Linked DNA regions of Homo sapiens: region 2 is linked to region 1. Evidence: read pairs that join two places in POLR2A ChIA-PET (ENCODE). Cell type or tissue: PC-9. All regions are shown on one strand. Each heading gives the region's core, and the rest is flanking DNA. Links, peaks and the distances in the headings are about the cores only. Region 1 overlaps LINC00862 (long intergenic non-protein coding RNA 862). Region 2 has its middle 85 kb from the start of KIF14.

Region 1 (5,384 bases), core at 220-5,219:
ATAGATTTTATTATCCCCATTTTTAAGATAAGGATATCATGGTTTAGAGCAGTTGTCAGGCCATAGACAGGTACTTTGCACTCTCAGACACTGGACCTCATCTGCCATAGCACTTTGAAATGACCTTATAATAATTGAAAGAGGAAGGCCGGGCATAGTGGTTCACGCCCGTAATCCCAGCACTTTGGGAGGCCGAGGCAGGTGGATCACCTGAGGTCAGGAGTTTGAGACCAGCCTGGCCAACATGGTGAAACCTCGTTTCTACTAAAAATACCAAAGTTAGCTGGGCGTGGTGGCGGGTGCCTGTAATCCCAGCTACTTGGGAGGCTGAGGCAGGAGAATCGCTTGAACCTGGGAAGTGGAGGTTGCAGTGAGTGGAGATTGCACCACTATGCTCCAGCCTAGGCAATAAGAGCAAAACTCCATCTCTAAAAAAAAAAAAAAAAAAAAAAGGAAATAATAATAATTGAAAGAGGAAAACATGGAACTATATATGGAATTGTTTTCAAATACTTTAGTATTTTTTCCAGAATTAATGGGCAATTTAATATTTCATATAATTGACTTCTGTAAATGACTGGTATTCCTTTTTTTTTTGAGATGGAGTCTCACTCTGTGGCCGAGGTTGGAGTGCAGTGGTGCAACCTTGGCTCACTGCAATCTCTGCCTCCCAGGTTAAAGCAATTCTCCTGCCTCAGCCTCCTGAGTAGCTGGGATTACAGGTGCCTGCCACCATGCCTGGCTAATTTTTGTATTTTTAGTAGAGACTGGGTTTCACCATGTTGGTCAGGCTGCTCTCAAACTCCTAATGTCTAGTGATCCACCCACCTTGGTCTCCCAAAGTTCTGGGATTACAGGTGTGAGCCACCACGCCTGGCCAACTGGTATTCCTTTTATAAAATACGTATCTGACTTATTTTTGTTGCCTCATTACATCAAGATTTACATCCAAGTTAAATTTGTATAGATTATAGGTAATCAAGTGTGGTAAGCACCTACTGAAATGTTTAAAAATTTTAGAATTTCCTTACTGTCAAAATGATAATTCTTTTTTTTTTTTGAGAAGGGGTCTTGCTCTTTCGCCCAGGCTGGAGTGCAGTGGTGCGATCTTGGCTCACTGCAACCTCCGACTCCTGGGTTCAAGTGATTCTCCTGCCTCAGCCTCCTGAGTAGCTGGGATTACAGGTGTGTGCCACTATGCCCAGCTAATTTTTTGTATTTTTAGTAGAGACAGGGTTTCACCATATTGGCCAGGCTGGTCCTGAACTCCTGACCTCAGGTGATACACCCACCTTGGCCTCCCAAAGTGTTGGGATTACAGGTGTGAGCCACCGCGCCCCACCAAAATGATAATTCTTAACCAGAGGAAATAGACAAATGAACAGAAACTCACATGGAAAGGTTTGTTCCAGGGGTTCACATTCATGATTGTTCATCAGACTTCAGAGCTTTAAAAAATAGAATACAGGTGCACAGGCTCTACCCCAGATTAAGTGAGTCAGGATCTTTGTGGTTGGCTCTGGGGTGTCTGCATTTGTAAAAAGCTCCCCAGCTGATTCTGAGGCTCAGCTGAGGTTGAGAATCAATGGTTTGTGTGACTGAGATGGTTGGCAGTATGAAGATGTTTTTGAGAAATTTACTGGCAGACCTAGCTGGGCATCCAGCTTGATTGGTCTGTTGCATGGGGTGGAAAAGATAGTTGGGGTGGGGGTATGGGGTGGCTTTGGCAGGTGGGAGATGGCAGTGCAGGTAATGCAGAAAAGGAATTTAAGTAAAGTAGTGTGTGTTTTTGAAGCCAATGAGAAGCTTCCTTATAAAGAAATAATATTCATATGCTGTAACTCTATTCCCACCTCAACTTGTTTTGAAAACTTTAAATCTAGAGAGAAGTTGAAATAAAGGTACAATGAACACCTGTATTGTTTTTATCTAGGTTCACCAGTTAACATTTTGCTGTATTAACACTGGCTCTTCCTCCCAACCCCCTTTCTAAACCATTTGAAAGTAAGATGCAGTCACTGTGGCCTTTGCATTTAAGTAACTGTGAAGAATAGGAATATTTTCCTACATAACCATAATATAATTATTACATAATGAAATTTAACCTTGGTATTATACCGTTACCGAACATACAGTCTATATTTGCTCTTCATAGCTCTTTTTTTTTTTTTTTGATTCCAGGATCCAGTTGAAAATCAGGCATTGCATCCAGTTATCATGGCTTTAATCTTAATGCCTTCCCTGCACTGTTTTGGGAATATCTTAATACTGCTATTTTTGAAGAGTCCAGCTCAGTTATTCTGCAGAATGTCTGTTGATTTGGCTTTGCTGTTTCCTCATAAGTAGATCCAGATTATACGTTTTTGTTGATGTTGGGTTCTTCTCAGTGAATCACATCCGATGATGTCAGCACGAGGCCTGATCATTTGGTTTAGGTAGCTTTCACTAGACTTTTTCATTGTAAAGGTACCTATCCCTTTTCTAATTAATAAGTAATATGTTGGGTGATAGTTTGTGTGTGAATATCCTTTTCTCCAGTGACCTTTCATCCAATGGTTTCAGCATTTTAAATGATCCTGGGCTGAGTCAGTTTTCAGTGGTGGCTGCAGACTTGTGGTTTTCCAATTCTTTCATCACTTTTACATTTATTAATTGGCAGTCTATGACTTCTTATAGCCACATAAAGATAATTCAGGAATTATCTGAACCTATGAATGTTACCTTATTTGGAAAAAGAGTCTTTGCAGATACAATTCAATTAAGAATCTTGAGATGAGGAGATTATCCTGGATTATCCAATGGGCCCTAAATCCAATGACAAATGTCCTTGGCAGAGGGAGATTTGAGACAGGAGAAGAGAAGACACGAAGGAGGGAAGGAAGTGATGTGACCACAGAGGCAGCGATTGGAGTGATGTAGTCACAAGCCAAGGAGCACCAACAGCCACCAGGAGCTGGAAGAGCCCAAGAGTATATACTAATACCTGGATTTGGGACTTGGGACTTCTGGTCTCTAGAAGTAGGAAAGAATAAACATCTGTTTTTTGTTTGTTTGTTTGTTTTTTCTTTTTTTTGAGTCAGGGTCTTGCTCTGTCACCCAGGTTGAAGTGCAGGGGTGTGATCACGGCTCACTGCAGCCTTGACCTCCTGGTCCCAAGCAATCCAACTCATCTCAGTCTCTCGAGTAGCTGGGAGACCAGCCACCAAACCCAGCTAATTTTTGTATTTTTTATAGAGATGAGGTTTCACACCATGTTGCACAGGCTGGTCTCGAACTCCTGAGCTCAAGCGATCTGCCTGCCTTGGCCTCCCGAACTGCAGGGATTACAGGCATGTTATTTTAAGCCACTCAGTTTTTACTACAGCCACAGGGAAGCAATACAAAGGTCAAGGGAATTTTCTGTTTTTAAAATATGGAGGCCAGGCTCGGTGGCTCACGCCTGTAATCCTAGCACTTTGGGAGGTTGAGGTGGGCGGATCACTTGAGGTCAGGAGTTCAAGACGAGCCCAACCAACATGGTGAAACCCCCGTCTCTACTAAAAATACAAAAATAAACTGGACTTCATGGTGGGAGTCTGTAATCCCAGCTACTTGTTCAAGAGAATCACTTGAACCCGGGAGACAGAGGTTGCAATGAGCCAAGATCGTGCCACTGAACTCCAGCCTTGGTGACAGAGCAAGACTCCATATCTCTTTCTCTCTCTCTCTCTCTCTCTCTATATATATATATATATACACACACACACACAAACAGAAGATTTCCAGCACACCAGAAAGGCATTCTTTCTCTGTTTTGTATATATACATATACACACACACACGCACACACACACACACACAGATACACACACACATATATACATACACACACACACACACATATATAGATAGATACACACACTTACACACACACAAACAGAAGATTTCCAGCACACCAGAAAAGCATTCTTTCTCTGTTGTTTTTTTTTCCATTTATGTATCTCAGACAGGTCCAATAACTGGATCTGGAAAGACTGGAAATCTTCCTTTTGTCCCTCTGTTTCCCCTCTCCACACTTCTCCACCCTGCCCTCTCCTGGGGGAGTCTGGCCCTTATGAACCACATCAAAGGATCCTCTGGCTTCCGGTTGGGTTTGGCCAGTGGGGAACCCCAGCAGGTAGAGGGGAGGTGGAGAGCTTGGCTGTGTCCTCAAGTAGAAGGCCACTGGTTCTCTCAGCATGTCCTCTCTACATGCATGTCAGGGTCCCCATGACCACTCCTTTCTTGCATCCTTAAGGCCTTGGAGTAGACAGCACTGCTTGCTAGCCCCAGGAACCTGCACTTTTCCTTGGGGTTTTCTGTACCGTATCTGTATTTACAAATAGCATCTTTACTAAATCCTCTTGGAATTATGCAGAGTTGAATATGCCATCTACTTCTCTGTGGGGACTCTGACTGGTGATGCACTTTGAAAGGACAGAAAACCTTGAGTCTCTGGACATTTCTACAGTGTTTCACATTCAGCATTGCTGGTATTGTAGATAAATACCTGTCGGGTAGTTGTATCATTTTCATGCTCAATTATTTTTCAGCAAAAGCTCTTTGGACTACTATTAATATTCAATGTCTTTGTGTTTTCTCTTAGATCTCCCTAAGTCTCATATCTTATGCTATTTGCTAAATGATTATATTCTTTTTTAAAAAAATTTTTAATTTTTTAATTTTTTTTCTAATTTTTCATCACTCTCAGGATGTGATTACATTCTTTATCTATTAATATTTTCTTTTTTCTTCCACTTCTTGCCCACAAGTATCATCTTGATCATGGGTAAATAATTGCATTAATTTAAAAATTTCAGCTTATAGTCATATGATGTTTTTTTCCTCCTAAGAATTTCAGGAAACAACATATTGTCCTAAGGTATTTGTATACGTGTCACGGTCACTTGTTTGGTAATTAAATACTGTGTCCTTTGAATGCCTGTGGAAAGCTGTCTTCCCTGATATTTCTCTCTCAAGATAGCCATGAGCCCACAATTCTGATTATCAGTGCAGAGCGGGGCCCCAACTTTTTATTCTTTATTTTTATTTTAGAGATGGAGTTTTGTTCTGTCGCCCAGGCTGGAGTGCAGTGGTGCAGTCATGGCTTACTGCAGCCTTGAACTCCTGGGTTCAAGCAATCCTCCTGTCGCAGCCTCCTGAGTAGCTGGGGCTAAAGGTATGTGCAACCATACCCAGCTAATTTTTTTTTTTTTTTGAGACAGAGTCTCGCTCTGTAGCCCAGGCTGGAGCATAGTGGAATGATCTCAGCTCACTGCAGCCTCTGCCTCCCAGGTTCAAGCAATTCTCCTGCCTCAGCCTCCTGAGTAGCTGGGATTACAGGTGCACACCAGCATGCCCGGCTA
Region 2 (5,384 bases), core at 90-5,089, 190 kb before region 1:
GCCCAGGCTGGAGTGCAGTGGCGTGATCTCGGCTCACTGCAACCTCCACCTCCCAGGTTCAAGCAATTCTCCTGCTTTGGCCTCCCAAGTATCTGGGACTACAGGCGCACACCACCATGCCTGGCTAATTTTTGTAATTTTAGTAGAGATGGGGTTTCACAATGTTGGCCAGGCTGGTCTCAAACTCCTTACCTCAGGTGATGCACCTGCCTTAGCCTCCCAAGGTGCTGGAATTACAGGCATAAGCCACCATGCCTGGCCGATAAACTGCATCATTGACCATCCTTCCTATATCCATACCCTTTGTCATGTAACTCTTCAATGCCTTCCCACTGTGGGCACGGTGCAATTCCCTGCATGGGTTTGACCATGTGATTTGCTTTGGTTACAAGGATATTAGCAGAAGTTATGCCATCTTGAAAAAAATGCTCTGAAGATTTGTTTTGCTAGCTCTTGTCTCTCTGCTGTTGCCATGAGACAAAGAGGTGCAAGCTGGTCCTAGGAGCAGGATGAGAGATGTGTAAAGCAGTGCCTCCCCTGAACCCTCCAGAACCCAGCCTAGATGAGCCAGCCATAGAAGCATGAGCTAAAAAATATGCCATTGCTGTATGCCATGGGGATTTGTGTGGCCATAGTTAATTGACACTCCATTCTACAGTTGATGGACCTTGGTGTCATTCTCTGTTTTTGGTAATTACAGTAATGTTGATATGAACATTCTGGTACATATCTTTTGGTGCACACATCTACAGTTTTCCCCATTGCTCAAGAATGTAAAAATTAATAACATGTCCTTATGCAATTTCCTTTATTAATTTTATTATGAAATATATATCCAAAAAGTAAAAGTAACATCTATGTGTCTTTGTTTTCATCTAAGCCTCTGGAGAGATTTACAGTAATTGCAAACAATAATTTCTATGGCAAAAGTGGTTAAGACCTCACTCTTTAACGGTGTGTGCAGCTGCTTACTTTCCTGCAAATAGAAGGCCTTGGGAGGCCAGTGGGAACATGGCCTGGTGGGATCTAAGTTGTTTCTCTTTGCCTCTACAAGCTAAACCAAACCCACTTTGAACTTGTTCTCTCCCAGTTGGTGCCCTTGTCAGGGCCATACATCACCAGCATGCTTCCCCCAGATGACCACTTCAACTATACATCATCCAAGTGAGCTGGGGCTCTCTTAACGTATTGCTCTTATACATCAACAAAGTGAGCTGCGGCTCCAGGAATCTATTAGTGTAATACACCACTAGGGTAAGGCATACTGATAGAGCAAAGCTGGTCGATCTGTGAATTGTAGATATCTAGGAGTTCGGGTCAAGAGAGTAATGCAGATTTCAGGTTGGATTGATGTGGCTATGAATGGTATTTTATGATATAAAGTTTACCTCTGATTTAGAAAGTAATTTAACGTGGGTGACAGCTCAGGTTCGGGCTAAGAGAGGTCGACATGGTAGATATCTGTAACTCTTGGAAGATGTGTTTCAGGAATAAATTACTGTTCTTGATACTTTTATTTCATTTTGCGATATGTCACGGGGGGCACCAGAAAATTGGCCTGGGAGGAAAGTTTTGCACATAAAGCAAAACGGGCTCATTCTGCTGCCTGCCAGGTAAATAAATATGAGGGGAGTGTGGCCTTTGGAAGGCTCAGTTACCATCTGTTTCAGTTGGTCAAAGCTGCATTCTCAGGGTCTTGCTCTTGACCTAATGTTTATGTAACAAAGCAGCACAGCAGTTACAATGCATAAATTGTTATCAGTTTCTGCAAGACTCCAGAGATCAGAAGAATTGTAGCGTTTAGGCAGAGGAACAAGGGAATACAGAAAGTACAATGACCAGACCCCAATGGGTGGTTCAAATAAATTAGGCCCCACATCAGGGGCACATAGCTACATTTGTTGCTCAGGACAGAAGCAGCTCTGTTCTGTACCATAGGCATAACAACCATATGCATAACTGACAGCTTCTGATGAGACATGGAAAGAATTTTCTGGAGACTCTCAAGAGTTACCCACAACTTCATTAGCTATAAAAACAATGGTAGCAAACACTTACTAAATAATTATCCATTGATTCACTTAATGCTCACAACAGCCTTATGAGTTAGGACCTATTAGCTGTCTCTGAAAGTTCAGAAGAGTGAAGCACAGAAGAGTTGAGGGACTTGCCCTATGTCACACAGCTGCTACAGGTAAATGATGAAGATGGGATGAAGCCAGGTAATCTGGATCCAGACTTTCTGCTGTTAGCCACCAAGAGCAGAGCCCCAAACCTAGCTGCACATCAGTATCACCTGGGTAGCTTTTTTTTTTTTTTTTTTTTCTGAGACAGAGTCTTGCTTTGTCTCCCAGGCTGGAATGCAGTAGTCGCAATCTTGGCTCACAGCAACCTCCACTTCCCAGCTCAAGCAATCCTCCAGCTTCAGCCTCCTAAAGTGTTGGGATTACAGGCATGAGACACTGCTTCCAGCACTGGGTAGCTTTTTAAAAATACTAACACCTGACTAGGTGCAGTGGCTCACGCCTATAATCCCAGCGCTTTGGGAGGCTGAGGTGGGAGGATCACTTGAGGTCAGGAGTTCGAGACCAGCCTGGCCAACATGGTGAAACCCCATCTATACTAAAAGTACAAAAAATTAGCTGGGTGTGATGGCTGGTGCCTGTAACCCCAGCTACTAGGGAGGCTGAGGCATGAGAATCACTTGAACTTGGGAGATGGAGGTTGCAGTGAGCTGAGATCGCGCCACTGCACTCCAGCCTGGGGACAGAGTGAGACTCCGTCTCAAAAAAAAAAAAAACAACCCTGACTCTCAGAGATTTTGATTTATAATTGGTCTGGGGTAGGAATGACCTATACATAGGTTTTTGCAGCTTATTTTCTATTGTGCAGGCAAAATGAGAAATAACTCGATATCTGTCAATAAATGGTACTTATTTTTATTATAATATTTTAATGCAAATACACCTGAAAAGGGCAGAAGTCACTTTCCAATCAGCAAGTGCGAGGCAGTGCCACCTGGGTAGTGAGTCACTCATTGGCTCAATGGCAACACCCAGAGGCAAAGTAAACAACTGCAGATTACTATGCGTTGCCTAGCTTAGACATCAGATGCCAGCTGCCTCACAGGGCCTAATATAAGTCATGGGCCCCTTTTAAAAGTAGAAAGTGGGCTGGGCATGGTGGCTTATGCCCTGTAATTCCAGCACCTTGAGAGGACAAGGCAGGAGGATCATTTGATGTCAGGAGTTCGAGACCAGCCTGGCCAACATGGTGAAACCCTGTCTCTACTAAAAATACAAAAATTAGCTGGGCATGGTGGTGGGCGCCTGTAATCCCAGCTAGTTGGGAGGCTGAGGCAGGAGAACTGCTTAAAAGAAAAAAAAACCCTGGAGGCAGAGGTTGCCGTGAGTCAAGATTGCACAACTGCACTCAGCCTGGGCAACAGAGTGAGACTCCACCTCAAAAAAAAAAAAAAAAAAAAAAGTAGAAAGACTTTAAAAGTAAAAGTACTTTTAAATTTAACACCAATTTTTGGAAAGATTTTAGAAATTTCTGCTTATCTCAAAGGCAATGAGTATTTTGTTCCAGTGGAGATGCCTTACATAGTTCATATCAGTCGTGATAGAGCTTGTGTTCTGTCATTTCAGGCAGCTGAGACAGAACCACGTGCCATTTTTATAGGGGCTCCCTTCCCGTGGGTGTGCCCACTCGCCCCTGTGTGGGGAATCTTTTTTTTTTTTTTTTTTTTTTTTTTGAGACCGAGTCTCGCGCTGTTTCCCAAGCTGGAGTGCAGTGGCGCGATCTCGGCTCACTACAACCTCCGCCTCCCAGGTTCAAGCGATTCTCCTGTCTTGCCCTCCCGAGTAGCTGGGACTACAGGTGCGTGCCACCACACCCAGCTGATTTTTTAAATTTTTAGTAGAGATGGGGTTTCACCATGTTAGCCAGGATGGTCTCTATCTCCTGACCTCGTGATCCGCCCGCCTCGGCCTCCCAAAGTGCTGGGATTACAGGCGTGAGCCACCGTGCCTAGCCCCTGTGTGGGGAATCTCAATGCTGCCTCGTTCTAGTTCTCACTGCCTGACAACTCCAATCTACACTGCAGGCCAAATGGAAAATGGCACAAACCCAACTCATTCACACATCCATTTGGCATTTGCAACAAAAATCAGGAAACATGGTCATTCTTCAAGGGTTTTCTATGTAATGAGGACAGAATGCAGATACAAATTAACATCTTAATATTACAAATTCTTTGAACAGTATATTAATGTTTCTTATGCAATATAACCAGGTGAAATTACCTGAAACTGACCATTAAGCTTTTCGATGCTAATACAGAGTGTAGATCTTTCTGTGCAACATTTGATTTTAGCCCAAAGCTTTAAACCCTATTAACATCTAAATGCTGAATGAGGCTATAAAATATGCATATATAATTTTGGGAACTGAAACAGATAACCTTTTAAAATATAATTGATGACACCTGTAATCCCAGCACTTTGAGAAGCTGAGGTGGGCACATCACTTGAGCCCAGGAGTTCAAGACCAGCCTGAGCAACATAGCAACACTTCATCTCTACAAGAAATACAAAAAAATTAGCCAGGCATGGTGGCATGTGCCTGTAGTGCCAGCTACTTGGGAGGCTGAGGTGGGAGGATCAACTGAGCACGGGAGGGTAAAGCTCTAGTGAGCCATGATCATAACACTGTACTGTAGCCTGGGCTACTGAATGAGACCGTGTATCAAATATACAAATAATTGAAAAAATCTAAGATGCCCACAAAAATCTTAATTTCATAACTGTTCTGATATGCATTATATATAATAGTTACACTATATCCGATAGTGATAAGTGCTATGGAGAAAAAAAAGACTGCAAGGGATAGAAAGTGCTAGGGTAGCCTTGTGCGGTGGCTCACACCTGTAATCCCAGCACTTTGGGAGGCCAAGGCGGGTGGATCACCTGAGGTCAAGAGTTCAAGACCAGCTTGGCCCACATGATGAAACCCTGTCTCTACTAAAAATACAAAAATTAGCAGGGCGTGGTGGCAGGCCCCTGTAATCCCAGCTACTTGGGAGGCTGAGGCAGGAGAATCGCTTGAACCCGGGAGGTGGAGGTTGCAGTGAGCCGAGACCTCACCATTGCACTCCAGCCTGGGTGACACAGTGAGACTCCGTCTCAAAAAAAAAAAAAAAAAAAAGGAAGAAAGTGTGCTAGGGTCATATGAGTAGGGGTTGCTATTTTATTTAGGGTGGTCAAGGAAGACCTCACTGATAAGATGTAAGAGCAGAGACCTGCAAGAAATGATGAAGCTAGTCATGTGGATACCAGGGAAGAGCATTGGAGGCAGAGGAAACAGCAAATCCCAAGGCTTGA

The links. ChIA-PET counts read pairs that join two places held together with the same protein. Peaks named below come from ENCODE experiments on the same cell type or tissue, not always from the same donor. Only the 100,000 strongest peaks of a DNase experiment are listed, where the experiment ranks them.
Region 2: POLR2A ChIA-PET joins it to region 1 with 8 read pairs; 2 of 35 experiments call an interaction of 5 or more read pairs at or near these places.

What each region holds. Positions count from the first base shown.
Region 1 is chr1:200,340,208-200,345,591 of GRCh38, reverse strand. It overlaps LINC00862 (long intergenic non-protein coding RNA 862), which reads left to right. Exons shown (of 5, transcript NR_040064.1): 5 at 2,182-3,048. Among named protein-coding and RNA genes, the nearest start is that of LINC00862, 31 kb to the left of the region's middle. In PC-9, for the core only: no CTCF peak of the experiment used is centred there; no DNase peak of the experiment used is centred there; H3K27ac peaks cover 1,725 bases.
Region 2 is chr1:200,533,481-200,538,864 of GRCh38, reverse strand. No RefSeq gene overlaps it. Among named protein-coding and RNA genes, the nearest start is that of KIF14, 85 kb to the left of the region's middle. RefSeq lists a silencer at 3,070-3,139. In PC-9, for the core only: CTCF peaks have their summits at 2,881 and 3,080; a DNase peak (open chromatin) is centred at 3,074.